Regions from separate parts of the Mus musculus genome. Here all the other regions are linked to region 4. A link is a loop called in an ENCODE intact Hi-C map of the cell type or tissue named here. Cell type or tissue: left cerebral cortex. All regions are shown on one strand. Region 1 has its middle 140 kb from the start of Gpd2. Region 2 holds the start of Gpd2 (glycerol phosphate dehydrogenase 2, mitochondrial). Region 3 holds the start of BB557941 (expressed sequence BB557941). Region 4 has its middle 3.0 kb from the start of Nr4a2. Region 5 overlaps Gpd2 (glycerol phosphate dehydrogenase 2, mitochondrial). Region 6 has its middle 670 kb from the start of Mir195b. Region 7 overlaps Gpd2 (glycerol phosphate dehydrogenase 2, mitochondrial).

Region 1 (4,000 bases), 260 kb after region 4:
ACGCACATACACATCCACCTCCTTGTGTTAAGCATTAAAGACACACAGACACAGAAAGACACACACATATCACACAGATACACCCCCCCCCCCACACACACATACACAGACACACGCACATATCACACACATGCACATCTCCTTGCCTTAGGCCCTCATACTTAGTGTTCTTTGTTGGTTCTCATCTCATTCTGTACAAGTGGGATTAGATATTTATTAGCATTTTCTTTAACTCCAATCTTGATTTACTTGAGTTTGTTTGTCTAAATAATCTAAATGTAACAAGCTCAGTTAACATAGCACTTCTATTTCACCTGTCCTCAGCGCCCTCATATAGTCCAGGGCTGCTTCTGTCCTTCCTAGCCCCGTCCTCCCTGAGTTAGAGTAAACAGCCACCCCATTTATATGTTGCTTGTTAGCTTTTCTCACCATTGCTTCACTATCCGCTTCCCCCCCTCCATCCCCATCATTAATTGATTTACAATTCATTTTTATGCATACGGAGTTTTTCCTATCCAAGTTAAGAAGCTGTAAATCTTAGATCCATTGAAATGACAGTGAGAAATATTTCATTTTATCCCATGAATCATTTGCCATCCTTATTGCAGAAAAATGGCAAAATTATGGTGTACCATGTTTTCATAAATTACTCTTCCCACCCCCACCCCACTGCCCTGGTTCATTTCATTATCTGTGTGGAGAGACTGTGAGAGTCAGACTGTAGACACTTGGGGTAAACAATTCTGATTTTACAGCAGGCTAATCAAAATTTCATAACATTACAAATTAATTCCTCTGGTACCGTGAAGAATTTAATTCATGTACAAAATATATCATCTATTTTATAAGTCAAAAATAGCTTGATATTAAAGTATGCCCTGTGATTGTTTGTGTCAAAAGGGGGGGATGGGTCTTGAGTTCTTTAAATAATGTATATAATTTTCATTGGTTTCATATGTCAAAGTAGTCATTTATGTCCTGAAAGGTGGGTGCTTGGTACTATGTGTTTGAACACTATTAAAAAAAAAATCATAGCTTCTTCTCAAAAGGCTAAATCATAGGTTTGTATTTCACACATGACCTAGAGTGAAACCAGTTCTCCGTGGATCCCCACCCCTCTCATCTCCAGCAAGAAATATCCTTAAAAGGAAAAAAAACCTGAAATCTCTAAGAAATAGTTTTTAAAATCAGTAAATGAAGTCAGCTGCATTACGACAGCGGTCCTGAGTAGGTGATTTGGCTCTGACGCTCACCCGCCATGTTCCTGTCAGCTTTTTAAGGAGCCACGGTCAGTTCTTTGTAGGCTCTGCCAAGCCAAGTCTATCTTGGTAAAGATGCTTGTCCTCGTGAGCTGCTGCCCTGTGTGGAAAGCGGGCTATTTTTTAAAAGGAGCTTAGCCAGCTTGATCCATGCTGTAAGCAGCACCGAGCCATTAAATAAAAACCAAGGCAAAAATGCCTTGGAAAAGGGTTAATTAGCTTTAATATTGATTTATTCCATATAGGATGCTAATAGACCAGAACATTTACTTCTGTTTTGGATCATTAAAAACTGGCTGTAGTTCCCTCGAACAATTTGTTTCTAATAATTAAAAATTAGACCAATTAGAGAAGTCTTCATACAACCTACTCTTTAGGATGTACTTTTTATGAAAACAAAAACCTGGCTCACTACTTCACAGTTCCGTTGCGGCTTCAGCCACAGAAACCGGTGCACAAAATACAGAGAAGGCCTCTGAGCTCAAGCCAGGGGCATTTCTCCTTTAATCCTAATGGGGAATGAGGGGGTGGCGGTGGGGTGGGGTGGGGTCGTTAAATGTGAGATCAGGAGTGCTGAATTGCTGTGTGCTGTGGCTGGAGTCACATTTCCCTTATTCGCATCCCGCATTCCAGATCTCTGGGACTCCAGCTCTCTCCATCCCTTGCTCTAGGTTTGGCAATGTGACTGCCCTGGAAAAGTCTCTGGTGACCTCTGAGGTGCTGTCTCTCTGCAGGGGAGGTCTCCCTTGCTGGGCTGAGTTTTTGTTCTTATGCTGCCCTCTAATGGATATCAAATTATTTCATTAGACACAGAACAAAAGTAAAATTTCAGCTTCTTCTGAGCTTCTGGGTCAGAAGAAGCTGAAATGTGAAATGGTGATATGACCTGTTTCCCCTTTGCGCTTGTTCAGGTGTAGGGGACATTTGTGCTAATTGTGTCCCGATGCCCTGGCCAAAGTTGCTGTCCTGTTCTGGACAGTAAAGGGAGAGTAAATGCTAATTTGTGCTCTGTGGAACTTCCTCCCCGCCCCCCCACCTTGCCAGCAATCGGAAAGAATTGATGTTCTAGGGTACTTAAAAATGAGGAATAAAAACAGTGTAAGTGCTGTATTAAGATGATATGCTGTATGTTTTATCAGCCACTGGCACCTAGTTCAAAAGACAAAAAAATTAGCAGCAGTGGTTAGGGAATAGGCCTGCGCGTGAGGTGGCTATTCCATCCATACATGAAGAATATCAGCGCTTCTCACATGCTGCTTTCTGACACCCATTGCTAGAGCTGAAAACTATCTCTATTGTCCAGTTTGATTGCTTGAATCAAACTGATTTACAGCAAATCCATCTGAGCTTTGATAAATCTATTACAGTTTCATTTCACTGATTTCATTAACGTGAATAAAACCAGCCATGCTTTCTGCATAACTGCTTTTTAATGGCTTGGCCCTGTCACCTGCCTGAATATTAATCCCCCTGACTTATTGCTCCACAGAGGGAATGAGTAATGGGTATTTGAATGTGATCAGCACACTACAATGCAATTAAGGAAGCAGTACTGTTCTGTGCCTTTAATCCTGAACTAATTTGAATTGCAGTTTGATAGCACAGTGAATCCTGCATAATTATGTAGGGTGCATATTAAACTCTGTGACAAACCGGAGAAGCCTTTAACCATCACAGCTATGGTAGACAAGTGAGGGCTAGAGTCAGAGAGCCCACTATTGGACCGAGAGCTCAATTAATAGGAAGCCCTCAGCAGGGATGGCTTGGCCACGCAACATATCATAGGGGGGAAAAAAAAACAAAAAAACCTGTGAAATGTTGACTTGCTCCAAATCAATTTTAATTTACATGCGTTGGAGTTTTCGGAGTTCCTTTCGAGTTTGCAAGGAAGCAAGGGGTAGAGAATTGTCCCTTAGAAAAACTTTACATTGTCTCAGTCCCTGTAGCAGTTAAAGCCAGCAGTTGTCACAGTTCAGAGCATCTCAGCTGCTTCTGTCTCTGTCTAGTTTTGGGGGGGTTGCAAATGGTTCATTGAGAAGCAGTAGAACTGGTCAGCTGGGAAACCCCCCACATGTACAAACACACATATGGACACACACAAATATAGCTGTCTAGAATGTCACCCCACTTAATACATCCTCATTTCTAAGAAGTTTGAACATTATTTCATGGAGTGAGGCTTTCTGGAAATAAATGTTATGCAATGGTCAATAATTGACTGCTGCCACGAGGATGCTTCTATTACTATATATTAACCCTAAGGAAAATAAAACAAATAGTCTATATATTTTGGAACTTTTATTAACACATTGGTAATTAATTTGTATTATAAGTTAGCTTTTTTTTTAATTTGAAAAAAACAGACCAAAATATGATGACTCTAGGCTGTTGTGGGAAAAAAAAAAAAACCAAAAAAAAACCAAAAACCCATCAGGGATAAAGAGGCTCACTCCTGTACTATGATCCTTCTTGCTACTGTTAGTTTTATATCTGGGCAGAAATAAGAAATGAGATGTATTAGCTTATGTCTCAGGCTGGTCCTGCAGTGGGAAATAATCATAAAAGGTCAGAAATGACTAATTTGCTGCAGTTAGGGCATTTAAGGTAAACAATCAATACCATACTTTTAATGCACATTATTATCCAAATAAAAATGACATTTTGATTCTATTTAACTATTTTTACATAGCCCTGTAATGTCACTTTGCTACAGTTGCCCTGATCCTTAAATGCTTTGTGAG
Region 2 (4,000 bases), 120 kb after region 4:
AGTTTAGAGACCCAGTCTCTAAAAACAAACCAGACATGAATGGAGTAGGTGAAGAGATTTTATAAGTCTCTGTGATATTTTAAAGTACTTACCTTAAACCTTTACATTTTAAAATTATCTGTTGTTCACTGAAAAAATGAGTCTGTCCCCCCCACCTGCTTCAGATAGGCCTCACTGTAGCTCTGGCTGTCCTGGAATTTGCTATGTGGGCCACACTGATGTCAAGTTCATGGCCATTCTCTATCTCCAAGCAGCTGGGATTAAAGATGTGCTGTTTTATTTTATTTTTTAAAACAAACAAACAAACAAACATGTTCTAAGTTAGTTGTGATCTGAGCAGTTGGAAGCAAGCAGTAGTTTTAATTCATGAATATATCTGCTGTAGAGCATTTTCCTCTCTAATTTTGCTCCTTTTATTCAGCAGTGGTGGGGATGAAATGTGATATACACAGGAACAATGCCAAAATGCAGTGGTTTTGACAGAGAGGACTCAAAAGAAACACATGGATTGTTTGGGGCTGCTTCCTGGCTCTTTACCCTTTTCCCACATTGTCGCATCTTTTTCCTTTAGGGCTCTTCATGAATCCTATTGGATGCTTCCTGTTCTGATCTTTTTTGTTTGTTTTGAGGCCCATATTTGTCAAGTGCAATGCTGCCCAGGGCTTCCGATTTTTCTCCTCTGTCGTCTAAGTTATGCCGAGGTCTGATGGGTGCTCATGGGTTTCTGATGAGAGCTGAATCCTTCATGGGTGGAGTACTTAGTGAAGAAAGACTTGACATAGTTGGGCCAGAAACACACTGTTCACTTAAGCATCCACTTAAAGCCAACGAACATTTAAACATCTTTTATAGGCACTAGGATGCGAAAGTCAATGGCGGAATGGTTTCATTTCCAGGAACTGCAGTCTTTTAGGTGAATTAGTGGGAAGTCAGCATGGACCCTGATTTCGACCTACTTCTTTGCAGAGAAACGCATTGAACTTCTAAGTAAATATTTGAGATCTGAAAAACAGGAAAACCGAAAGTCAGTGGCTTACTTCTAGGGCTCTCAAACTAGAATCCTTTAGGACCGAGCTATTGAACATCAGCTCTCAACCCTTAGTGTGAATCTGGACCTCTGTAATGCTTGGTTAGGTCTGGAGCTGGAACTCGGATGTTTGGGACTCAGGTAGCCACTAGCTCAGATTGTTTGCATTTCTGCCAAGTTCTCAGGTGATGCTGTACCAGGCACCATAGCTGTACTGTGAAAGGCACATTTTAAACGCTAAAGATTCCCTGGCTTATTTCCAAACCCTTTCAGTGGTACAGCGACAGAAGCTTAGTTCGTAAATTTAGCGTGTCCAAGGCCAGGAACAAGTTCTTTTGCCTTTACAGAGGGTTTGTTTGCCATAAGTTACTGTGAGTTTGTGACCCCAAACTATAGGCATTTCTACAGGGTTTAAGAATACTATGTATGTGACTTAGCAATTGATTACTAAACACTGCTACAATTTCCTTCAAACTAATTTGGCACGAGGAGCTTTTCGGATCAGTCCCTGCCTACTTTTCAACACCATAATCTCAGGATTTAAAGTGGGGTCTTTCGGAACCCGAACTGAGCCCTCCTTGGGTACCCTTGGTTTTGCTTAACCCTTTTAGTTGCAACAAGTGAGCTGGGCATGCTCAGTGGGCAGGGTCGGGTTGGGAGGGGGTGCAAGTGGGAAGCCTGTGGCTCCGCAGCCAGGGTTCTCCGCCTCCCCCCACCTGTACGAGGCCCGGCCCGCTGGGCCAGCGCTCAGCATCCCACCCTTGCTGATTTGGCTTGTTCTTCTCAGCGGGTCCCGGTGCTAACATTCAGGCCCGGGGTCCACAGGCCTGGAGCGCCCACAGAACACGCTGGGGTATCTGGGCCGAGAGCTGCAGGCCGAGTCCCTAGAGTCCCCCGACTCCTAGACGCCTTTCTAGGCCCAGGGAAGCCTGGCGGCTGGGAGGCGCGGAGGAGGGGACGCCGGATCTAAGGGCGCGCGACGGGTGATCAGGTAAGGCAACCCCGGTAGGCAGCAGGCGGGGGAAACGTCCTCCCCCTAGGGCAGATGGCAGGAGTGGCCCGCGTGGGGAGGGACAGAAACCCAACACCACAGCGGCTTCCCCGGCCTAGCTCAGCCCTCTCTTCTTTCCTCCAGCTAGCAAGGAGTGGCAGGGTATGGAGTCGTGCTCCGCCGGGGCTCAGGGCAGGATCGATAACCTCGGGCATGGCCAGCCCACGTCCCTGCGAGACCCAGAGCGCCGGGTCTGCAGCCGCCCTTTCCCACCGGCTGCACTTCCGCATTTCCCTGCCGGGCAGAGTCGCCCGGGCCGCGGTGTCGCGGCGAAGGCGGTGGCTGAGTTGCCGGATCATCCCCCGGGGAGGCGGAGGCGCACGAGGGGAGGAGGAAGTGGCCGGGAGGGGCGTCGGCGGGCGGGTCGGGTTACGGTGGCCCCGCCTGACCCGGTGACATCCCGGCGCGCTCGCCGCGAGCTCAGGGCCACTCTGGTTCTCGGTGAGGCCGACTCCGTTCTGGCTGGAGGATCCTGACTCCCTTGCTCGCCGACCCCTTGCGCGTGACGACCGATCTCAGGTGTGTGCGTCCTGGCGACCTGGTCCTCTGCCTCGGCTTCTAGGAGGAAGTGGTCCCTCTCTGACTTGTGTGACTCGGTGGGACTGCGGTGTGGCGGAGGTGGAGGTGGTGGTGGCGGGAAACTGGGGCGAGACTGTGAATTTGTTCCCACCAACGGAGGAGGAGCACAATTCTCATTCAGGGTTAGGCGAGACTGGAATACGTTTGAGATACGCTTTACCTAGCTGGAGGCAGGGCGTTCCCACATCAATGAAACTTTATGCAAAGTTTTAACTTGTGAAAGTGGCTTGTCTGATGCGGAGGCTTGCTGTTTCCTTCTGAGGTGAGGCGGGGAAGACCCTTCTGCAAGGGGGAGGAGGCTTTCTTTGAGAAACTCAGTTGCCGGGGTGTGACTGGCCCAGGAGGAAATGCAAAGTGTACACCGGCAACAGCCTCCTCTCTCCGCAAAGCAACTGTGTCTTGCCAAAGAAAGTTTGCTGAGTGCTGCAGCTTTAGGAAGGCTTTTAGCAGGTGATGGTCCCTAGACCGTCCTTTATCCCTTAGGAAGATATACGTACTCCTGAAACAGCCTTCCTCAAGCAACACAAGTTCTTACAAAAGTTCAATGACAGGGGCATCTAAGTGTTACAAGAAGTAAATATCCCAGGGGTTGCTACAGAAACAGCCAAAAGTTACATTTGTCAATTTGTGTGAGTAGGTGAGAGAAGGAAGTTGCCCTGTTTGCTTAAAACAAAACTTTGTATCTTGCATGTATTTCAAAGTTTGAGAGTCTTGGAATTTCTCTTTTTGAACGTGGAAAGTGCTGGTGATGGCCTCTCTGGGACCATGGGGCTTCTTGGGAGCTGTTGGTTAGCATATGGGGCCTGGATGCCATTGCCCAGTGGATAGCATGTGCTGTCTCTGGGGCCTTAATGATGAGTGTTGAAACCTCCCCCTGTTTCTCATAGAGACATTAGTCAAACGACCACACTTCCTTCATTTTAGCAACCTAACCCTTCACCTCAGTGAACAATGGGAAAGAATTTGGGATGAGAGACAAAACTGTTAGAACTCTGCTTTCTGAGAGCATTAGTCACATAGTCACCTTATAAATAAGTCATTCTAGGAACCATGGGAAGGCAGTTGCATGCCTCACTGTTAATGAAAAGGGCACAGAGTTAGCAGTTCTCAGTGGATGTCACACCCCACTGCTGAGTCTTATAACTAATGCTTCTTATAGACAGTCAAAAAAGAGTTGATTGTCACTGTGGATGAATGAGATGAATGATGTTGACATACTGATAGAATTCTTACATTATCCTGTCCATAGTCAGGATGTAAGTTTTTTTTTTTTTTTTAAGATTTATTTTATGTATATGAGTACACTGTACTTGTACAGATGCTTGTGAGCCATCATGTGGTTG
Region 3 (4,000 bases), 63 kb after region 4:
GTTCAAGCTATCCACTTGGCCCAAGCCAGACCAGTGATGCCACACCACAGCCTCTGCTGGTTTTAGAGCCAGGGCTCATTTGCTTTATCAGGTGACTCTCCAGGGGCTTTGGATCTGTGGACTTGGAGAAGGAGCATTTAAAATGAGGCTTCCTTGGTCTTAACTCTGAAATCCTCAAAATTACTGAGAGCCTGGCTTGCATCATGTGCCAATTCTATTATCCACACACTCAGGGGTAGACAGGAGAATTGTCCCAAGTTCAAGACCAGCCTAGGCTAATTATCAAGCTTCTGCCTTAGAAGCCAAAACAAACCAACCAACAAACAAACCAGAATTGATTGAGAAAAAAGGGAAGGCTTCTGGTAGTAGCTAAATCGGCAGAAGGTTGAGGAAAGGAATCCTAAGGAGAATTCCAGAACAAGTTGCTAGAAGAACATGCATCTTTCCCAGTTTCCCTATTGAAACCCTTGGGGTAGAGACTGATTCTGACTCCAATTTCTGATTCAGAATCAGTTTAAGAAATGTGTGCTCCTCCAAGGAGCTGAAGGGGTCTGCAACCCTATAGGTGAAACAACAATATGAATTAACCAGTTACCCCCCCACCCCCCACCCCAGAGCTCATATCTCTAGCTGCATATGTAGCAGAAGATGGCCTAGTCTGAGTTCGAGACCAGCCTGGTCTACAAAGTGAGTTCCAGGACAGCCAGGGCTATACAGAGAAACCCTGTCTCGAAAAACCAAAAAAAAAAAAAAAAGAAAGAAAGAAAGAAAGAAAGAGAGAGAGAGAGAGAGAGAGAGAGAGAGAGAAAGAAAGAAAGAAAGAAAGAAAGAAAGAAAAGAAAAGAAAAGAAGAGAAAAGGAAAAAAGAAAATAGGAAATGTGTACTCCTTTGGTGTTCTTGTGGGAATCCTAACAGTGGGGACGACTTGTGGGACCCTTTTCTCCCTATGGGTTCCCTGCTCCTGTCTTGATGTGATGGTTTGTGCTTGGTCTTATTGTAGCTTGTTATACCACGTTTGGTGGATGTTCCTGGGAAGCCTGCTTTTTTTTTTTTTTCTGAGGAGAGACTGACAGGGGTAGGGGAATAGGGGAATAGATGGGGGAGAGGGGAGTTGGAGAGGGGAGGGGAAAGCTGTTGTCTATATGTAATATATTAGAGAATAATAAAAGAAAAAAGAAGAAGAAAGAAAGAAATGTGTGTTCTAGTGTCTTGGAAAGGAATGCAGGGATATTCTTGGGTATAGAGCAAGCCTCCTTGATAACGGCCCACTGGTTTCCCCCACTTCTTTTGAAACATTCCTTATTATAGCTGAATTAGATCCACGTGTGGCTTTGTTCTAGTTAACAAAATCAGAGTTATCATTTGTTTAAATGGCTGTAAGCATATGTGGACATTTGCTTATTCTTAACACAGGATGTGATTATGAAGCTGGTGGTTTACCCAGTGACTTTTGACGTTTTTCTGCTTTCTGCTCTGCCTTTTGGAGAGCACAAGCGAAGGGTGAGGAAACTTCAGGCCTTCACGCTGCCGCAGCTTTATGGCCTCAGCCTAACAGGTTAAATGGAAACGACCTGATGCTGCTCTGCCTACACCATATACCTACCCTGCTACCACTGAGCCTCACCTGGAATGGAATCAGTTTTAAATACACCTGGAAGAGATACACTCGTCTTTTCATTCATAGCCCATCGAACCATCTAGCTTGCATCCAACCACCTGGAACTTTAGGGCTGAGGTGCGGTTAGGTCAGGGTAGATGGAGGACATTAAACGATATATATATATATCAGTCAGTCCGACTGACCCAAGGTGTAAATAGAAAAGGAATGAAAAGCCGTCTACAGCAGGTTCTCCACCCTATCTTAACATTTATACAAGTCTAAGCCACCAAGAAGGGGACAGCATCATTTTGTTTCAAGTTGAGAATCATGCAAAGGAGGAGCAAATAGCAAAATCATTTTCTGCTGCAAGAGTTGACTGTAACCTCCATCTAAAAGAATCTACGGGCATTTGGTCCTCCAAACAGCAGAGCATAAATGTTAACGTCACTAGGTAAACCATAGATTTTACGCAGCTTTCCTGAGACATAGGGGGTTTCCAAAAGTGCAGGGTACCCAGATAAATCCACAAAAGTTTTAAATGCAGAGACAGGCATATACAGCAACAAGTCTCTTGAGTCACCTGAATGGTGTCCGCAGTTCCTTTCTTCTGGCCCAGCGAACTAGCCGACTTGTAGAGGACCCAGTCTGTAACCTAGCTGAAAGAAAAGCTCAGAACCTATGCTACCCGCCAGGAATCGTTGGCGCCTGCGCAGTAGGATCAAAGAGCTGGGCTGCGCTCGGTCCCGCCCCTCTGGCAGTTCAAGGCTCCCGGCTCCAACTGGAACCTGGCGTTGACCGCCTGGTTGCGACTCTCCTGGCCGCTGAGTTTAGCTGCGGGCTCCCTGCACCGGGTCGGTTCAGATGTACCACGAGCAGAGCCTGAGAAAGGATTATAAAAAAGAAATGCACTGTGGAATCTGCTAAAGTCAGACTGACTCCTTGGTTTAGAGGAGCGTTGGGTTCTTTGTATAAGTAGGCATATGAAGAGAGCAGTTAGCGGCTGGGGGATGTAGCTCAGTGGTAGAGCGCGCGCTTCGCATGTGTGAGGTCCCGGGTTCAATCCCCGGCATCTCCAAGCAGCCGGAATTCTGTTTTTCATTCTTTCTCAAAGAAAAGATTTTCACTTGTACATTTTGCCCACCACTACAACATCGAAAACCGAAAACAAAAAGGCCGTGAAAAATCTGCAGTGTGGAAAACTCACTCTAGTGATTGCTGGGAAAACAAGTGAAACGAAATGCTAGGAAGAAAAATTCGTAGTTTCTTTCTTCATTAATGTTAATATTTTAGAAAAACAAGATTTGAAACAAAAAGGCAAGTGCATTGGCCGGGAATCGAACCCGGGCCTCCCGCGTGGCAGGCGAGAATTCTACCACTGAACCACCAATGCAAGCACATATTATGGTGTTCTGTTATACTATACTAGGATATATTTACACATGAGTAATTCTTGTGTCAATTCTGTTTTTATATATATATTTAAAAATTAGGAAAAGAAACAGAATTCTTTTGTTTTTCTCCTTAAGTTTTTAAATCTCACTTACATACATTGTATTTGAAGATAGTTCCACTGATCACAGAATCTTAGGGCAGAAAACGTTTCTACATGTATCATTGAGCATGTCACAGAGTTTTAAATTCAACGATCGTTAAATATTGGCAAAATATTAACATTTTAAAATTCTTACTATTCTAACTTTTGTTAAACTGTATGAGGGTTTTGGGGTGGGAGTTTGTGTTTACTTGGTTTTGTTCTTGGCAAAGAATGCAAGTGTATGAAGATTTACTCTATATACAACTTTATGATCTCCAGCCTATTTTCAAATACTTTGATCTCATTTATATGTGTGTATAATATATATATATATATTAATATATATGTATGTAATAATATATGTATATATATTATACTATATATATGTGGATATAATATATATTATATGTGGATATAATATATAATGGAGATATATATCCTATTTTGATTTTGTTTTGTTTTTCGAGACAGAGTTTCTCTGTGCAGTCCTGGAACACTGTAGACCAGGCTGGCCTGGAACTCGGAAATCTGCCTGCCTCTGCATGCACCAACACTGCCTTTTTTCCAGACAGGGTTTCTCTGTGTAGCCCTGGCTGTCCTGGAACTCACTCTGTAGTCCAGGCTGGTCTTGAACTCAGAAATCCACCTGCCTCTGCCTCCCAAGTGCTGGGATTAAAGGCATGTGCCACAGCACCCAGCTTGGCCAATTATTTTAAACAGTCAGAAAAACGGAAATATTTTTAGGGATTGGAAATAGAAATGAGAATGAGGAATTAGAAACTTTGACACAACTTAAGTTATTAGGAGAAAACTGAACTGTCCTACTGACACCCCCCCCCCCACACACACACACACACACACATAC
Region 4 (4,000 bases):
CTAACCCTACTCCCAGTACCCCCGTGAAGCTGGCCAGACAGGCCTCTTCGGGTTTCTCTCAAGACCAGGAAGGGACTGAGGCCAAGGGAGAGCGACTTTGTAGGGTCCCCTTCTTCTCCCAGGACAGCGCTCCTCCTCCCCTTCTCCCGAGCGTTGGCTCGCTCCCAAGCTACCCGGGCGAGCGGTGTGTGTGTGTGTGTGTGTGTGTGTGTGTGTGTGTGTGTGTGTGTGTGCGCGTGCGTGTGTGTGTGTGTGTGTGTGTGTGTGTGTGTGCAATATACACCTCGGCCCCCTCTCGGTGATCCTAACACCCCGGGAGAACACCGCGGAACTCTCGGGGTTGTGGGGTTGCTCATTCCTAGCCTGCACCTCCGCCTTTGCCAGCTCCAAGCTGAGCGAGCCTGTGGCTGCAGAGGCGTTGCCATCGGGTGCCCTGCGGCTGCCCAGACAAGCCGCGGGCTCCACTGTGCATCGGCCTCCGGGAAACCTACGTGACCACCTTAAGTTTCCCCCAGATGTTGCGGCTGCCTCTCCAGCTGCTGCCGCTACGGCTCAGCGGTGCCCTAATGGGCGCGAGGAAAAAAAAAAAAAAAAAAATCCAGGAAGTGGGGGTGCAAGAGGGGGGCAGGGTGAAGAACAACTTATTAGTGTGAGCTCGGCAGCGTCAGCGCCCCGTGGGCAGGAGCGATTCCACGCGAACGAAAGGGAAAAAGTGAGAGTTTGGAGAGCAATGGAGAAGGAAGGGGTGGGGGTGGCGGTGACGCAGGGGCGCAGGCATTGACGCACCGGCCAGGCTGGGCCCAAAATAGAAGCAACTCCAGCTCACAGGCGCCCTCCCGGGTTCCCTTCCCCTTCCGTGAGGGAGCAGGGTGCGGTCACCAGGAGCTTTCCTTGATCCTCGCGGTGGGCCAGGTTCCCGGCAGCTATCTTCAGACAGTCGGAAACCCAAGCTTAGCGACACTGGGGTGGAAGTTATTATTTTTTAATACAGTTCCAGGAGAGCGGGTATCAGGAGTTTAAGGTCGTAGCCACAGACCTCCCTACACAAAAGCGGCTAAGTAGATATGTTGCCCTCTGCAAGCTTCTCTCCCCGAGTCATTAAAAACACATTCAGTTTAGGTTGAGTTGAGTCTGGGGACATTTTAAAAATGCTCTCCTAGAGTGAGGAAAGAGGGCCTGGAGTTCTTATACTGAACACCAAGGAGCAAGCACAGTAACGAGGGTTTTTCTTTAGCAACCTCCAGTGCTTGGTTTCCTGATAAGAAAAGCCTTTGCTCAAGGCTTGTTATACCCAAGATCAAAAGGCAGAGGTCTTAGCAGTTTACTACAATAGTAAGTGAGAATAGGGTAATTATAATATGTAAATGAGAGGAAGTGAAGACTTTTTTTCATCCAAGTGTGAGTTTTCCCTCTTTTCAAATTTGCGTTCAGCTTCCCTGGATGTTACTACGACTGAGGAAAGATTCATAAACTCATTTAAAGTAATTCTTGGCTGGGACTATTCTACGGTTGGAGTCTGGCATGTGCTCTAGGTGCACACATCGGAAAGTTTAAAAGGGCCATGATCAAAACCTCAGTCCGCTGTCCCGTTCCCCCGCCCCCCCCCCCCCCCCACACACACACACACTTGATTGGAAGGGACGAAGCTGCAGGAGCAAAGACAAGGTCTGCAATTGACTGATCTTGTCAGTAGGGGGCCTGACTCCACAATGTTCAAGAGACAATCTCCCACACAAACACACAAGCACGCGTGCTTCACACACACACACACACACACACACACACACACACTTAGCTATTTACTACTTAGGCTAACTAAGCCTCGGGAGAAAAGTCTGCAGGCCCAAATGTTCATATTGTGTTGGAATTCATAAACAACGACAACTCTTTTATTTTTTCTATATTCTCCAAAAGGGAAACAGTTTAACACATGGAATTAGGTTTACAATGGATTTTCTTTATTTCCTCCTGCCCGTGTTTAACTCACTGTTAGGTCACAGAGGGAAAAAAACCAAAATGGTAATAAAATCTCTCATTTTATCTCAAAGCAGTTCAAATTGGCATATAGTTTGGAAAAATGAAAGCATGTTTTAAAATCCTATGATTACATGTTTAAATAAATTATAGTTGAGAAGAGAATTCCTGTGGGTATATTTGCTAGTACATAAGAGAATGCTTTTGTGCATAGAGGTTTAATTACACATATAATGGAATCAAAATGTAGAATTGAACAACCTTTCAGAAAATGTTAAAACGATGCTTTAGGCTAAAAGAAACTGAAATTCTACATTTATATGGCTGCAACTCTTCTGCATTCTTACACATAAATATTTCAAATAAAGTATTTTATAACTCAATTAAAATGACAATAGTGTTTTTTTCAGGGTTCAGAGTCTGTTAGAACTTTAAATTATTGCCACGTTTAAATGTGTAAAGTTTCCCCATTAATAAAGGTCTATTTTCTTAATAATTTAAAATAATGGAAGCAAAGAATTAATGCTATGCATAGTAGGTCCCCCTTGTGTAAATTATGTTATTGCTATTAATAAATATAATGATGAGACCTTAAAAAACATTGATGAAGGTAATGCTGTTATATTACTTTTCATGATACTAGCACATACTAAGCCATACATATCTGCTTGTACATAAAAATATATTTCCATTAAAAATCAGTATAAGTGAAAATAAACTCACATCTAAACCTATGTATTTTATTTTTTGCATGGCTAAGCAGATTATACTTAATAAAACTGAGCTCTTGGTATAATTTAGAGAGCAAACATAAGTGTAATCCCATCGGATTTTCTATTTTAATGCATGGGGGAGAGGCCTCTGGGGGGTTGATTTCAGAATTCTCCCCAAATGAATTCAGAGGTCTCACAATGCAAATACAATGAAATGGACATACCTGTTATGCCGTGTTGCAAGAGTTGAGACAACTTCAAGATATATATATTTTTTTTTACTGTGTAGGTATTGGAACTTATAAGCATTGAAGTGAGATGTGTTTTAAATTATGTTTGAACAAACCCACATTCACAGTCTTTGTTGTTATTTGGTAAGCAGTCTTCCAGAAGTGACAGAAAAAAAAATGAATTTTCACTTTAAAACATCTGGTTCTCTAAAGATAGAAATTAGTATTAAAGATGTTTTATTGTTTTGCTTTTGCCATTTCATTTGCAATCATGGGCTATTAATCAACCAAACTGCCCCTTTCCTACGGGACACTTGGAGAAGTCAACAGCTTCTCTGATATCCACATAGATACGGGCAGCTTTTATTCAGTTTTACCCAGCCTGTTTTTCACCAAGACCATGGGTTTTTTAAATGTCTTACTTTAATTCAGAACTCAATTCTAGAAAATGTGTAAAGATGTGCCGAAGTAAACAGCACTTTTTTCTAGAAGCTTCTACTTATAAATTAAAATCATAAAACTGAACATATGGTAAAGCCTCATGCCACTCAAAAACTATTTTACATAATAAAAATCTTTGGGTTTTTTTTTTCCTTAATACTTGGCTTACAGTGGCCCTCTCCTAATACTTGCTTTTATAAAGATGACTTAATATTTTTCTTATGAAAAAATTCTTTTTTATTAAAAAGAAGAATACTTTTGGTTTTAGAATTTATTTGCTCATTTCAGTAAGCATTGGAGATATTAAAACACATTTAAAATTCTGAAAACAAAGTTATATGCTATTATAAAAGGCATCTGAAATTCTATCAACAGCCAATGACATTAGTTATTCTAACAGTATTAGATAAAATTCTTTAAACAGATAAAATATATTCTTTAAACACAGAAAATATATATGTTTTCCAATAGTTCTATGTAAATCTCAGACAGCCAGTTTTTGTTCTACTTTTAATAAGAAAATAACCACATTTTATTTTTTACTCTCAAGCTAATTGGTAAAGAACCTCTTATTTTAATGAAAAAGAAAATAAGGTATTGATATATTCAACAAAGACATATATGCCCTTTTCTTCATCATAA
Region 5 (4,000 bases), 200 kb after region 4:
CACTGTACAGTTATACACTATATACACTATACAGTTATAGCAGCATTGAAAATGAATAAACTATGACTGAAGTGGACAGCATGGATGAGTCTTAGCAACAGGGTGATGTAGTATGGTTAATGTTACTATGGAGAGCTGCTTTACAAATTTAACTGTATTTGGAATCACACTGTATATGGATGAATTTAGGCTAGGATACCCAACTTATAGTCTATTTTGAAGTCTAAATAAGCAAGTAAGTAGAAAAACCGTTATAAACAAGTCATTTTCCAAGTATTGCTACATTTGGGTTGGTTCTATGGTTACCCATCTCTAGTTTTCATTGAAATGTTCTGAAGTATTAGTTGTACAAACATCCGCTTACGTAGTTAAATTTTCAAGATTTTCCCCAAAAAACATTGCCAAACCTTTTCAGGAAAACAAAACAAAACAAAACAAAACAAAACAAAACCATTGTCCCCAGGGACATGTTCCAAGTAAATGATAATGTTTGTGATTTCAAGATTCAAAACAAGATGCTTTCAAAGAAAATTCTCTGGCTTTTGGATGTTAACATAAAGCATATTTGTTTTCTTAGTATTCTGTCCATGCATAGTTCTACACTTCTAAATTGACCACATAGCTGTTGGTCTTGATTTCCTCGTGTCCTCTTTCCCGTTACATTTCCCTTCTTCTTTTTTGTTGGTTACATAAATGAAGCTGACATCATTGCTCACATAGCAGGCATTTTTTTTTTCTTTTGCCCTCAAATGCTGCCTTTTTGCTATTCAGTATATCTGGATACCAACTAATGCTAAATGAAATTTGACATATACCCCTAAGAAACAAAACTTATAAACTGTGGCTTCCGAGGAAACCCTGAATAAATAGGACACACTGCGTCTACCCAGGCTAACCTTCAGCATATGCTTCAGCTTGCTGATGACGAGGCAGAGCACGGGAGCCCCCGGGAAACTGGGCAATTGTTTATTGCTCGCTTGGCAAGCGTGTATTAAATACCAGGCTTTCATTCTCATGTAGATACATTAAAAGAAAATCATACAGAAGTAGACGTGATCAGATGTAACCCACAGAGATAATAGTTACTCATAGTGTACCTTGTGTGTATATAAAAGCTTCAAAAACCGCTAAAGACTTACCAGGGTCTTCAGGGGTTGTATAAAGCATCCTGAGCAGATAGAGCTGGCAGGTTCAGGAGAAGACTCTTCCTCCCCCACTCTTGCTCAATGGCCCTTTTCTTGGATGGGGCAAAAAGGTATCAAGGGCAAAAGCTATTATATTAAATCCCATGTATTTGCCCTCTCAGTTTGCTTATTTGTCTCAAAGTAAATACGGAATCCATTAACCAATCATTGTATCCGCTAGTAGGAGCCTATGGGTTTTGAGACAATTTACTTCGTTTGTGCCAGTTAGCAGTACACTTTCCAAGTAATTTTAGCAAGTCCTTTTAGTCAACTCAATCCTTTATATGTATGTTAGGATCAGATATTAAGGTCCATACTTTTCAGGAAGGAAAGGAGAATGTACCTAAACATTTTGTGTTAATATTTTTGATACATCCAATTGGACAGGTGTTTGGTTAGTTGAAAGAACCTTACAGAATGACGACTATGCTATCATGACCTTTCCTGTCCGTCACTGATGGCTTATCTTACTTTTTTCATTCCTGTGATAGAGCACTCCCATAAAAGTAACCGTAGGTAGAAAAGGGTTTATTTTCTACCCTTTTGTGTAGCTATCACAGACAGGAAGACATGGTAGGTAAGGAAAATATTGGTGTCAGGGGCAGGAAATTTGTTAATCACAGAAAGCAAATGGGAAGTGGGGATAGGCTGTAAAATCTTAAGGCCCACCCACACCCAGTGTTCTACTTCCTATAGTGAGACTCTACTACAGGGTCCACAATTTCTCTAATCAGCACCAGCTGTGAACCAAACACTTGAGTCCGTGGGGGACATTTCATATTTCAACCACAATTAATTTTGGAACACCAGTACCAGGGTGTATGAGCCCTCTTCTGGCATCCAATGGAATTGCATGCATGCAGTGCACAGGATAAACAGGCAAAACACCCACACACACCAAATAATGTTTCTTTTATTTCCCCTTTCTTCCTCTCTTTCTCTCTTCCCTCTTTTTTTTTCTTTTCCCCTTTTCGTTTTCTCATTGAGAGTGTAGATTTGGCTGTCCTGGAACTCACTATGCAGACCATGCTGACTTCAAAGTCACAGATCTGCCTGCCTCTCTCTCCTTGATCAGAGGCAGGTGATACCATACCTGTCAATATGTCTTTTTTTTTTTTTTAAAAAAAGACAGTTCAACAAGAAATGTTTTTATCATCTGTAGAAAATAAATGAGAACAGTACCATACAATACAATATGATGCAACAACAGCTACTTTCAAAACTTGTAAGCTAACTCATGGCAGACGTGACCTCCATATAACTCACTTGACAAACATTCAAGTCAAGAATAATCTGTTTTGAAAATTCCCTATCTTCTTCCTTGGACTGGAATGCAGGGCTTCCCTTGTGCATGCTGGGCATGAACTGTATTGTGGAGTTATATCCCAGTCCTTAGTCTATGCCTGCAAAGGTAAAGATTCTGCTTTAAACATAACCATGCTTCCGGGCTGAATGGTATCTTAATATCTAGTATCTAGTCACAGCCACATATCCTTTGTAGCTTCATCATAATTTTAACAGATCCTTGAATGAGAATTCAATTTGTAAATCAGACAAAATATTCCAGAGGTGGGGGGACATGCCTACAACCTCAGTGTTCAAAGGTGAAGTTTGAAGGTTGCAAATAAGAAGTCATTATGGGGAACATATACCTTTTTTTCTTTGTAATACAAAACAAAGAAACAAAAAAGCAAGGTGTTGCATGCTATTCAGTGGCAGGGCCCTTGCCTCAAATGTACAAGGTCTTGGGCTTGATAAGCTGGAGCTCTACAGATGGGAAAGTTCTGAAAGGAGCCTGGCGTGCTATGCATGCTCACAGTGTGAGCACCCTGGAGCCTAAGGCACAAGAACAATGAGTTTGGGGTGCTAAAAAGCAAAGGTCTCCCTGTTTTAAAATGTGTACCAACAAACAAAAAAGCAGACAAAATCTTGGTTATAAATTATACGCTCGACAGATACAGTTTTAGAAAAAGGGGGCTAGAGATGGTCAAGAGCACTTATTCTTTCAGAGGCCCTTGCTTTGGTTCCCATCACCCACATGGTGATTCACAGCCATCTGTAACTTCCGTTCCAAGGTATCCGACGTCCTCTCCTGACCTCTATGAACAGGAGGCGCATATGTGGTGCAGTTATACACACAGGAAATACACTCATATGCTGAATATAAAATTAAGTTGAAAAATAAATTGAACTCAGGTGGCTAGGCATGGCATCTAGCACTGTAAGCACTGAACCCTCCCCCAACTCCCCAGTCCTCCTCCTCCCTCCCCCTCCCCTCCCCCTTCCCCTCCTCCTCCTCCTCCTCCTCCTCCTCCTCTTCCTCCTCCTCCTCCTCCTCCTCCTCCTCCTCCTCCTCCTTCTTCTTCTTCTTCTTCTTCTTCTTCTTCTTCTTCTTCTTCTTCTTCTTCTAAAACAGGGTGTCACTATGTAGTCTTGGCTGGCCTCAAACTCACTGTGATTGATTCATCTGCTTATGTTCCCAGTATATGTCTACCATCACTCCAGCCCCATTTTTTTTTTCCTTGATTAGTTTTAAAATCGCTAGATTCCTTTTCTGTTAAAAATAGTTTCCTTTAATATGGCCCCCAATTTTTCCTGTGCCAATAAGTGGTTGTTGGATAGGAAATGGCATCCAAGGGCAGTGGCTTTGACACTACGCTTGCCATTCATAGGCTGAGAGACACTTGAGCGAGTCTTGTGGTTCTTTCCTGATCTTAAATTCACAGTGTGATTGCTGGCTGCTGTGGTTGGGGACGTTCAAAGGTGTCTTTACTGCTCAGTTTGGGGCTTGGGAAGGAAGGCTACAGTAGTTGTGG
Region 6 (4,000 bases), 1.0 Mb before region 4:
ATGCAGGCACACACATATGCATATTTAAAAAAATGAAGAAAACTGACATTTGCCTCCTAGATAATATATTAAGGTTACCAAGAACACTGAGAAGTCTGTGTTCAGTTCAACACCAGAAGTCTGAATTCACAGTCTGAGTTCAGAAAATGGTCAGCAATGGTATTGAATTCTCTGGTTTTCTCATAGAAATACACCTCCTTAGTCCAACCATGAAAATAATGCAAGCACGAACACACGCACAATTAATTGATTAATTTTACAAGTTAGGGGATGGCAAACTTTCTGAGTAAAATTAAGTAAGAGAGAAGCGATTACTAATGAGTACAATCTCACAAAAGTAAGATAAGATTAAGGAAAAACTAAACAGGCATCAATTTTTATCTAATAATCTCTCAGTATTATTTCCAACATGTGTGCTGCAATCAAATGCCTGAAAATTTGGGAGTAGAGTCTGAGCATTCAGTATTTTATTTTTTAGTAGCAAACCTAAAGCTGTTCTGATGTAGAAGGTTTTCTTTTATTTTTTTAAAGCCATTAAAAATTAAATCAGGAGGGGCACAGCGTTATGGAGGCCCTGTTATTTTTCAAAAAGTTTTTTCTTCAAAAGGAATGACCTTCTCTTGGCTCAGAAGACTGCATTGCAATTTCAAACAGTCAAACCGGTTCAGTAGTCACATCTCTAAAAGCCACTAAGATGCCCACCAATAAGCGAAGTATGCCCATCTGTGTAGGCACAAACCAGGTGCACTGTTTCATGGAGAGCCAATCAGTTGAGCCATTTTGAAATCTCCGGCTGCTCAGGACAAGACTGATTGAGCCGCAATGCTGAGTGTACATGGCTGCTGCTCTGGCAGGATTGAATTGGAAGTGCTGTAGGTTAGCTTAGCAGCACGGAAGTTATTGCTGGTAAAATCTGCAGAGGCTTTCATATTGACAATTAGATTTCGAGCAGTACAAGCTGCATTGTCATCCCCATTAGCTACTTTAAATTACCCATTCCTTTACAAGCTTAAGGGTGTTCTTGGTTAAACGCTACATGTTCTCCTGGAAGGGGGAAAAAAAAACCCAGCAGCTTACTGTTTAGATGAAATGGTCGTTTTGATTAGAGCACCGGCGTTTACCTGTTTAAAGCAATTACAGGAAACACACATTCTGCTGCAAATACTATGGTTTTACTGCTCAAAGAATTGCTGTGACCTTCAAGGTGGAAAAACATGAAATGGGGAGGAAAGCATAGATTTGATGTGAGAATCCAAAGATTGTTAAATTAAAAATAATGTCCGGAACTCAATAATCTTGTTCCAACTCTGCGTCACTAAAATGAACAGATCACTCAGAGAGAACCTCCGCAAAATTCTCTTCCTCTGACACAGGAGTGGGGGCCGTGGACATGGGGGACTTGGAGAAGTGGTAAGGATGTTGTCTCACTTCTGCTATAAGTGATGCAGATTCTATTCTTCTATAAGACAGAAATCTTAGAGGAATACATAATGAAAGAACTGAAGGCCTTTGATTCTCGTAAAAGGTAAGATGCCACAGCTTGAATGTGGCTTACATACAAAAGCAGTTCCCTAATTTGAAGAGAACATTCAGAAAACAAAAACAAAAACATAGTAGTTTCCAAGATCACAAAACTACCCTGCTGTAATATACTAGATACACGTAGCTTTCCATCCTTCCTTTCACTTTTCTTTTCTTTAACTGTATAATTCCAAGTCTTGTACTGTATCACACCTACATGTAATTTCTTTCCAGGCCACTAGATAGAGCCAAAGTATAAAAAATATGCCCATGAACGCCCACACACAGTCCAGGAACTCTTAGGCTAAAGTTGCACTCACACAATAGAAGCAATGAATCTTATAAGAAATTCAAGTTTACTTTAAAGGCTATGACTAGAATATTGAAATCTGATGCATGGTTCATTCGCTGAAAACTTCTGTACATTTGAATTCATGTAACATACCTCATCAAAGTTTTCTAACTTTTTGAATGGTGAAATTATTGATCTTTTCAAACACACATACGTATTATGCTTTTAAATTATGCAAGAAAATCTACTTTACTCAATAATTTTTATAACGTTAATCTTCTTAGAAAAAAAAAAAACAGAAAGGGGCCAGAATCATTGTCCGTGAAAAAGATGCTGAGCTATGAGTTATGTCAGAATACCTCATAAGATAAACTTTAAGATAAAGACTTGCTTATTGGGGTTGTCTTAAATATGCAAGTACCTTTTTTGTGGCTTAGGAGTTACTCGGCATCCTAATATTTCATCATCCACATCACGATGAACAAAATAATCTTGTCACACAAGTTTTGGTTACTAATCAATTAGGTAATGCAAAACACAAGGAACGTGATAAATTGAATGTGCACATAACATTACATGAAAATGGCTTCTTTAATCTCTCTTAAATCTTTTATCCTAAACACACAAGTGAAAGAAGCTAACCAAAAGAAAATGCTGAATTGTCTGAGTAGTATCGATGATGCCAGAAATAGTACAGAAATTCTTCTTAATACTGTATCTTTCTTCATTAACTTTATTTTATATAAATTTATGAAGACTCTGAAGACCCTTGGACAATGATTGAATACGGAGCGGATGTCAACAACTCCAGTTTCTCACACTATATTAACATCCATTTGTTTGTTTGTTTGTTTTTACAATATATAAAACAACAATTTGAAAAATGTTGCAAACAAACAAAATCTTTTGTCATCCTTAAAACCAAGTGCTTTAGAGCAGTGAAGGCCTAATAACACAAGAGTTCTCCTGGTTCAGAGAATAGAATTTTTGGCCTGGTTGAGGATGTAAAATTCTAACCAAGTCAGTTGATCTCCAGGCCAAGGACACCACCCCAGGAAGGCAGGCTCCCCTTAAAACATGATAATGGAAGATGTAGAATAATAATTGTGTTCACTAAAGGCCTAACTCAGTTTTCTTGAGTCAACTACTAGTAAAGAGGAGCTTCCACCATATTACAGTGGCTCACTCCAAGGTAGGACACAGACAAGAGGCAATACTCTGAGGAGTCTGAAGAAAGGGTTTTGAAAATAAGATACATTTGTAAGAAATACTAAATATATGTCTTTCCTTTCAAATACTATAAAAAACTTTTAGGACAAGGGATTTAGATCTTTATATCTTGCCCATCTTGTGAAACCTTTATTCAAATGTATTAATCCTCCCCAACTGGAAGTCAGTCCCCTCTGCAGTTATTCTAGGAATTGGACATCTTGGAGAAGTGACCCTTTTCCCCTTCACTTCCTGTGTATCAGTTCTTTTTGAACAAGACAATTGAAAAGGACTGTAAGGCTAGACCCAAGCAATGGGGAAAATAAAAATAAAAAAACAACATTCATTCCCGACCTGAGTTCAGATAAAAACCAAGTGCAGTTCCTGATTGTGTGTTGGCTCTCCTCCTACCAGGAGTAAAGTTTGCCTCATCCACACATTTAAAAGTAAACAAAACCACCAAGTATTTTAGGTTACTCAGTTGCTTTCTCTGTCCATGCTCTGGAGTGGGTTAGTAGTCTAGATTGCACTCTGTTAGAGAAGAGCCGAGGCCAAGTCTTTAGTCATTTAATGGAGAGTCTGGAACACACTGGTCTGTCTGCCTTCACAAAACTGCAACTGTTCTATAGCATCTTCTCAGTCCAATGGCAGTTCAGGTCAGTGTAAAAAAAAAAATAATAATAGTACAATGCTAAACATGGTCTGTCCCAAAGGATAGGGGGAAAAGGTAGATTTTTGATTTCTACACTTTAGTCGTTTAAATCAGAATCCTTTTTTTGGTAAACAGTAGAAAAATTTGGGTAAAAAAAAATTGTTCAATTCACTAGAGGATTAAAAAAAAAACATATCAAGCAAAGGGCCTGCTGTGTTTCTTCACCCCTCTCCCTCCCCAGTACTTTAGAGACTTTAGAATATAAACTTGATCATTGTAAATATAAAAAAGATGTTACTCGAAAAAAAACTTCATGTATATATTTT
Region 7 (4,000 bases), 240 kb after region 4:
TGGAGACCTCAGATGAAGCTTGCTTTTTAGGAGGGCCGAGCAGGAAAGGGCATGAGCGTCACTCAGAACATATTTAGGGAAATGCTGTCTAGAAGAGAGACAGGGAGACTTCGTAATTTTCATATGAGGTACATCTTGATTTTCATTGTGAGTCCTTGAGTTTCAGTTTTCAATCAGATAGAAGACATAGTCAGATAGGAGGTGACTCCTCACCAATTTTGTTCCAGTCAGGGAACTTGCTGTTAGGATTTTTTCTTTTCTGTGATCCCTAAATTAACCTGATAGAAAAAAGACTAGAAAAACAGAAGGAGGCAAGTGCAATACCAGTTTTAAAGAGCAGAAAGCAAAATATGTCTTTGTGACCTAGGAATGGTCTTCACATTGATCCTGGCTGTTTTTCTTAATTGAGCTCATTAATTTTTATTATGTTCACTATGTTTCTTATAATTTAGCAAGAAGTGTAGGCTATTCATGCAAATAAGGGGCCCCTAAGGAAAAAAAAATTTTTTTTCATACATGTCCTTTTTGCATTGCAGTAAGGATCAAGAGAATGCTATAGAAGTGATATATACTGTATTTCATACAGCCCCATGAATCTTTTTTTGCAAATCACCAATTTTGACCTCTGAAGGGGTCTTATGATAGCAGGTTACAGCGCTCTGTCCCCTCGACCTAGTCTAGTTTGGTTCAAGCGTTTACATTACAGGGCTGATGCTGTGCTTTCTTGGTGTGCCAATAAGCATAGGAGCAAGTGCATTTCTGATAATAAGCTAAAACAATAGCCACCAGTGTACCAGGAGAGTTTTTATAGAGACAAATGATAAACCTTGTACTGGGGTAGACGAACTTCATTCATTCAAGCTAAGTCTGACAGGCTTAGCAATATAACAGGCATGAAAAAGAGTAGCTTTAGTTGACTATGACTGCCAATCAATTTACAGTGGATCATGATTGTCCCCTACTCTAATGTATTCTTTATTTGATAGCTCACATAACTAGAAAGATATTACTCCTTTGTAGGTACTTTATCTCTGTAGGAGCATGGCGTTTGTTTGTTTGCTTGTTTGTTTTCTGACAATTGGTCTGGAAGAAAACATCCAAATGACATAGGGCTTTGAAGTCACGCCTCTGTTGAAGCTCTTGACTAACAAATCTCTAAGGGGTAAAGTACTTGACGTTGCTTTCAGTGTGTAACCTACGATTCGGATGGCTCTACTGTAGCAACGTCCTGGTCATCCCAAGTAAGTTGGAAGAATTGGAGATTATATCTAATCTCAACCTAAAATGTCTTAATAGGCATATTACAAGTAGCAGTGTGATTTAGATACATGGCTCAGGCAGTCCATAATGGAAACACACTTAGGAAGAAGCTACATTGTGACGTGGATGGACAGATTTCCTCCTCCTCTGAAACATCACAATTATTTGGTAGAGGGTGAATAAACTTCATAGGCAGTGAAAGAATATGCATTACGTAAGAGATTGTCATTGGAGGGAAGGCTCAGAGGCAGCATGTCCAAGGACATGACTTTTAGAATAGTTTATAGAAAGTAGCCGGAAAGGAGTCATTGAACAAGACAATCCATTTTAAAGCCGTGACTGGTGGATTTTCTCATGTAAAGAGAGAAGTCTGCAGTGAAGAATATCACTGGAGATTGAGAGTTCGAGTTTTATTTAATCACAGAAAAGTAGATGTAGACACACTTGTTTAGTTTTACATTCAGTATTATGCAGCATTCATGAGGTTTCATTTCTTCTGCTGCATCTATTTTTGAAGAGAAAGGAGGTGGAAAGGAATACTCTCAAAAATCGTTCTGTCTAAGAAAACAGAATGCCAAGCCTTGCCGCTGCCACGGTGTGCACAGTGCTTTGTGTTCCCCAGCCTCCGTCGATGGTCATTTCAGTTTCACATTCACCACATGGGGCCTGTGAAGTTGGGAATTTAAGATATGCATTGGCTATTGCTTGGTGATGGTGCATGGCACCCATCTCCGTGGCTTAGGCTGTTAGAGATGACTCAGTCATTAAGAGGGCTTGCAGCTCTTACTGACTGCTTCACACCCACACTGTGCAACTCACCACTCTCACCACTCGTGAAACTCCAGCCCCAGGGAATCTGATGCCCTCTGCTGGATGCCATGGGCACCCCACATGCGCACATACATATATAGGCATAATTAAAATATAATAGAAATGAATCTTAAAAACCCTTCTCAGTGGCTTAACACAGGCAGAGATTTTTGTTTGTTTTTGAATTTGAGACATGCTTTATGTAGCACTTGCTGTCCTGGAACTCCACATGTAGATGCTGTCACTCACAGAGATCTGCTTGCCTCTGCCTCCATGACTTTCCCCGAGCACTGGAAGTAAAGGCGTGCACTACCATACCCAGCTCAGCCAGCATCTGATGCTTCTCCTCCATGTCTGTCTAAGTCATGCTTGCTCTCAGGGAACAGGAACAAGAGAGGCAGAGAAAACTAGGAAGTCTCTTTAAGCCATATTTCAAAAGTGGATTATCTTATACCAGTCATGTTATTGGCCAAAGTAAGTCACATGGCTAGAGCATATAAAAATAGGTTTAAGGAATACATGATGTGGGAAGTAGGTGTGTGTGTGATTTATACCATTTATTTATTACATTTATACCAGTGAAGAGAGATTTGCAAACAGTATATACTGTAATATTGTCACCTGAGTTAGTTAGGTGCGAGAGTGACAAATGGGATATAAGGGCAGTGCTTGTTGCAGATGCTGACCTGAGATTCTGAGAGCCTCTAGCAGACTGTGGAGGATAGCCAGCTTTGTGCTGATTGACTGTCAGAAGCCCTTGCCGGAACTTCTGCATGGCTGACCACCGGCACTGCCAGCCATGCTAGAGTAGCTGCTCAAGTCATATAGAGTTCATTTTTATATGCTTTCCTTGTCACCACGCTTTAGGAAATGTGCTCTTGTAGAATTTGATAGTCAACACCACACAAGAGCAACTACAGTAAAAAGAAGCTGTGGTGTGTGTTACCACATGTAGAATGGGCATCCTGATGGTGTGGGGAAGCAGTCAGTAGTACCACATACATGTAGAACGGGCATCCTGATGGTGTGGGGAAGCAATCAGAGAGGTGAAAAACATGCTCTATGAAATTTAAGAAAGGATGAACTGACCGCAAGCCCCACAAGAGTGTGCCTAGCTAGAGCCAAAGCTTTAGGAAGAACCAGACAAATGCAGGTGAACACAGCAAGTGTTTAAGGTCACAGTGTTTTGTATCTGTGGTTATTAGACTGTGTCTTAAGTTGCCCAACTAGAGGGAGTGGTGGAATGTCAGTAAAACTGGATGTTGATTCAATGAGAATCAGTTTCTGCTGATAAAAGGGGCAGGGGGAGTCAATAACTCCTATTAATCTGCAACCTTTGTGCATGTGCCTTCTCCTTTGTAGGAAGAACTTGAAACAGCCACGAGATTTCTGTACTATGAAATGGGCTACAAGTCTCGAACAGAACAACTTACAGATAGCACTGAAATCAGCCTGCTGCCTTCAGACATCGATAGGTACTTTCAATGCTCTTCCCGTCCTCCCCTTCCATAGCCTCCTCCTCCTCTTCCTGTCCACTCTTTTATGTAAGACTATCTGCCATTATTCAATTTTGGGTTGCAGGTACAAGAAGAGATTTCACAAGTTTGATGAAGATGAAAAAGGCTTCATTACCATTGTTGATGTTCAGCGTGTCCTAGAGGTGATACATACTCCCCCACCCCATTATTAGTTCTCTGGTATAGAAAGATATAAAATTAATATTAGTTTGCATGTTTTCCAAGTAGCATTTTAAGGGTTGAACAGTCTAGCTACATTATCAGGAAGTTACACATAATTTTTAGTTTAACCCTCACCTCTCTGTGCTCCCCTGCCTAGAGTATCAATGTACAAATGGACGAAAACACACTGCATGAAATTCTCTGCGAAGTAGATTTGAACAAAAATGGACAGGTTGAGCTGCACGAGTTTC

What was found. Peaks named below come from ENCODE experiments on the same cell type or tissue, not always from the same donor. Only the 100,000 strongest peaks of a DNase experiment are listed, where the experiment ranks them.
Region 1: a loop joins it to region 4, with 6 times the contacts of the local background. A loop is called at or near these places in 13 of 42 quality-filtered maps.
Region 2: a loop joins it to region 4, with 4 times the contacts of the local background. A loop is called at or near these places in 23 of 42 quality-filtered maps.
Region 3: a loop joins it to region 4, with 7 times the contacts of the local background. A loop is called at or near these places in 17 of 42 quality-filtered maps.
Region 5: a loop joins it to region 4, with 2.3 times the contacts of the local background. A loop is called at or near these places in 13 of 42 quality-filtered maps.
Region 6: a loop joins it to region 4, with 5 times the contacts of the local background. A loop is called at or near these places in 9 of 42 quality-filtered maps.
Region 7: it touches region 4 in a loop (2.3-fold over the local background); 14 of 42 quality-filtered maps call a loop at or near these places.

Annotation. Positions count from the first base shown.
Region 1 is chr2:57,372,850-57,376,849 of GRCm38, forward strand. No RefSeq gene overlaps it. Among named protein-coding and RNA genes, the nearest start is that of Gpd2, 140 kb to the left of the region's middle. In left cerebral cortex, CTCF peaks have their summits at 2,036 (motif pointing left) and 2,237; DNase peaks (open chromatin) are centred at 1,312 and 1,910.
Region 2 is chr2:57,235,971-57,239,970 of GRCm38, forward strand. Gpd2 (glycerol phosphate dehydrogenase 2, mitochondrial) reads left to right here and starts at 2,412. Exons shown (of 17, transcript NM_010274.3): 1 at 2,412-2,597. In left cerebral cortex, no CTCF peak of the experiment used is centred here; DNase peaks (open chromatin) are centred at 1,755, 2,021, 2,430 and 2,719; H3K4me3 peaks cover 2,230 bases; H3K27ac peaks cover 1,578 bases.
Region 3 is chr2:57,179,474-57,183,473 of GRCm38, forward strand. It overlaps BB557941 (expressed sequence BB557941), which reads right to left and starts at 2,281. Exons shown (of 3, transcript NR_040356.1): 1 at 2,182-2,281. It overlaps 4930555B11Rik (RIKEN cDNA 4930555B11 gene), which reads left to right and starts at 2,358. Exons shown (of 4, transcript NR_040633.1): 1 at 2,358-2,452. n-TAcgc8 (a tRNA gene) reads left to right here and starts at 2,605; the gene lies at 2,605-2,676. It overlaps n-TGgcc8 (a tRNA gene), which reads right to left and starts at 2,991; the gene lies at 2,921-2,991. In left cerebral cortex, CTCF peaks have their summits at 2,386 and 2,623; DNase peaks (open chromatin) are centred at 56, 2,342, 2,588, 2,898 and 1 more place; H3K4me3 peaks cover 1,814 bases; H3K27ac peaks cover 1,191 bases.
Region 4 is chr2:57,116,070-57,120,069 of GRCm38, forward strand. It overlaps a transcript of Nr4a2 not described here. Among named protein-coding and RNA genes, the nearest start is that of Nr4a2, 3.0 kb to the left of the region's middle. In left cerebral cortex, CTCF peaks have their summits at 842 and 1,686; DNase peaks (open chromatin) are centred at 72, 382, 762, 1,171 and 1 more place; H3K4me3 peaks cover 1,625 bases; H3K27ac peaks cover 1,736 bases.
Region 5 is chr2:57,314,248-57,318,247 of GRCm38, forward strand. The region is part of intron 6 of Gpd2 (glycerol phosphate dehydrogenase 2, mitochondrial); the gene reads left to right. Among named protein-coding and RNA genes, the nearest start is that of Gpd2, 78 kb to the left of the region's middle. In left cerebral cortex, a CTCF peak has its summit at 2,024 (motif pointing left); a DNase peak (open chromatin) is centred at 1,980.
Region 6 is chr2:56,112,901-56,116,900 of GRCm38, forward strand. No RefSeq gene overlaps it. Among named protein-coding and RNA genes, the nearest start is that of Mir195b, 670 kb to the right of the region's middle. In left cerebral cortex, a CTCF peak has its summit at 1,750 (motif pointing right); DNase peaks (open chromatin) are centred at 831 and 1,780.
Region 7 is chr2:57,360,599-57,364,598 of GRCm38, forward strand. Gpd2 (glycerol phosphate dehydrogenase 2, mitochondrial) reads left to right here. Exons shown (of 17, transcript NM_010274.3): 14 at 3,433-3,545; 15 at 3,652-3,730; 16 at 3,907-4,000. Among named protein-coding and RNA genes, the nearest start is that of Gpd2, 120 kb to the left of the region's middle. In left cerebral cortex, a CTCF peak has its summit at 2,135 (motif pointing left); a DNase peak (open chromatin) is centred at 2,031.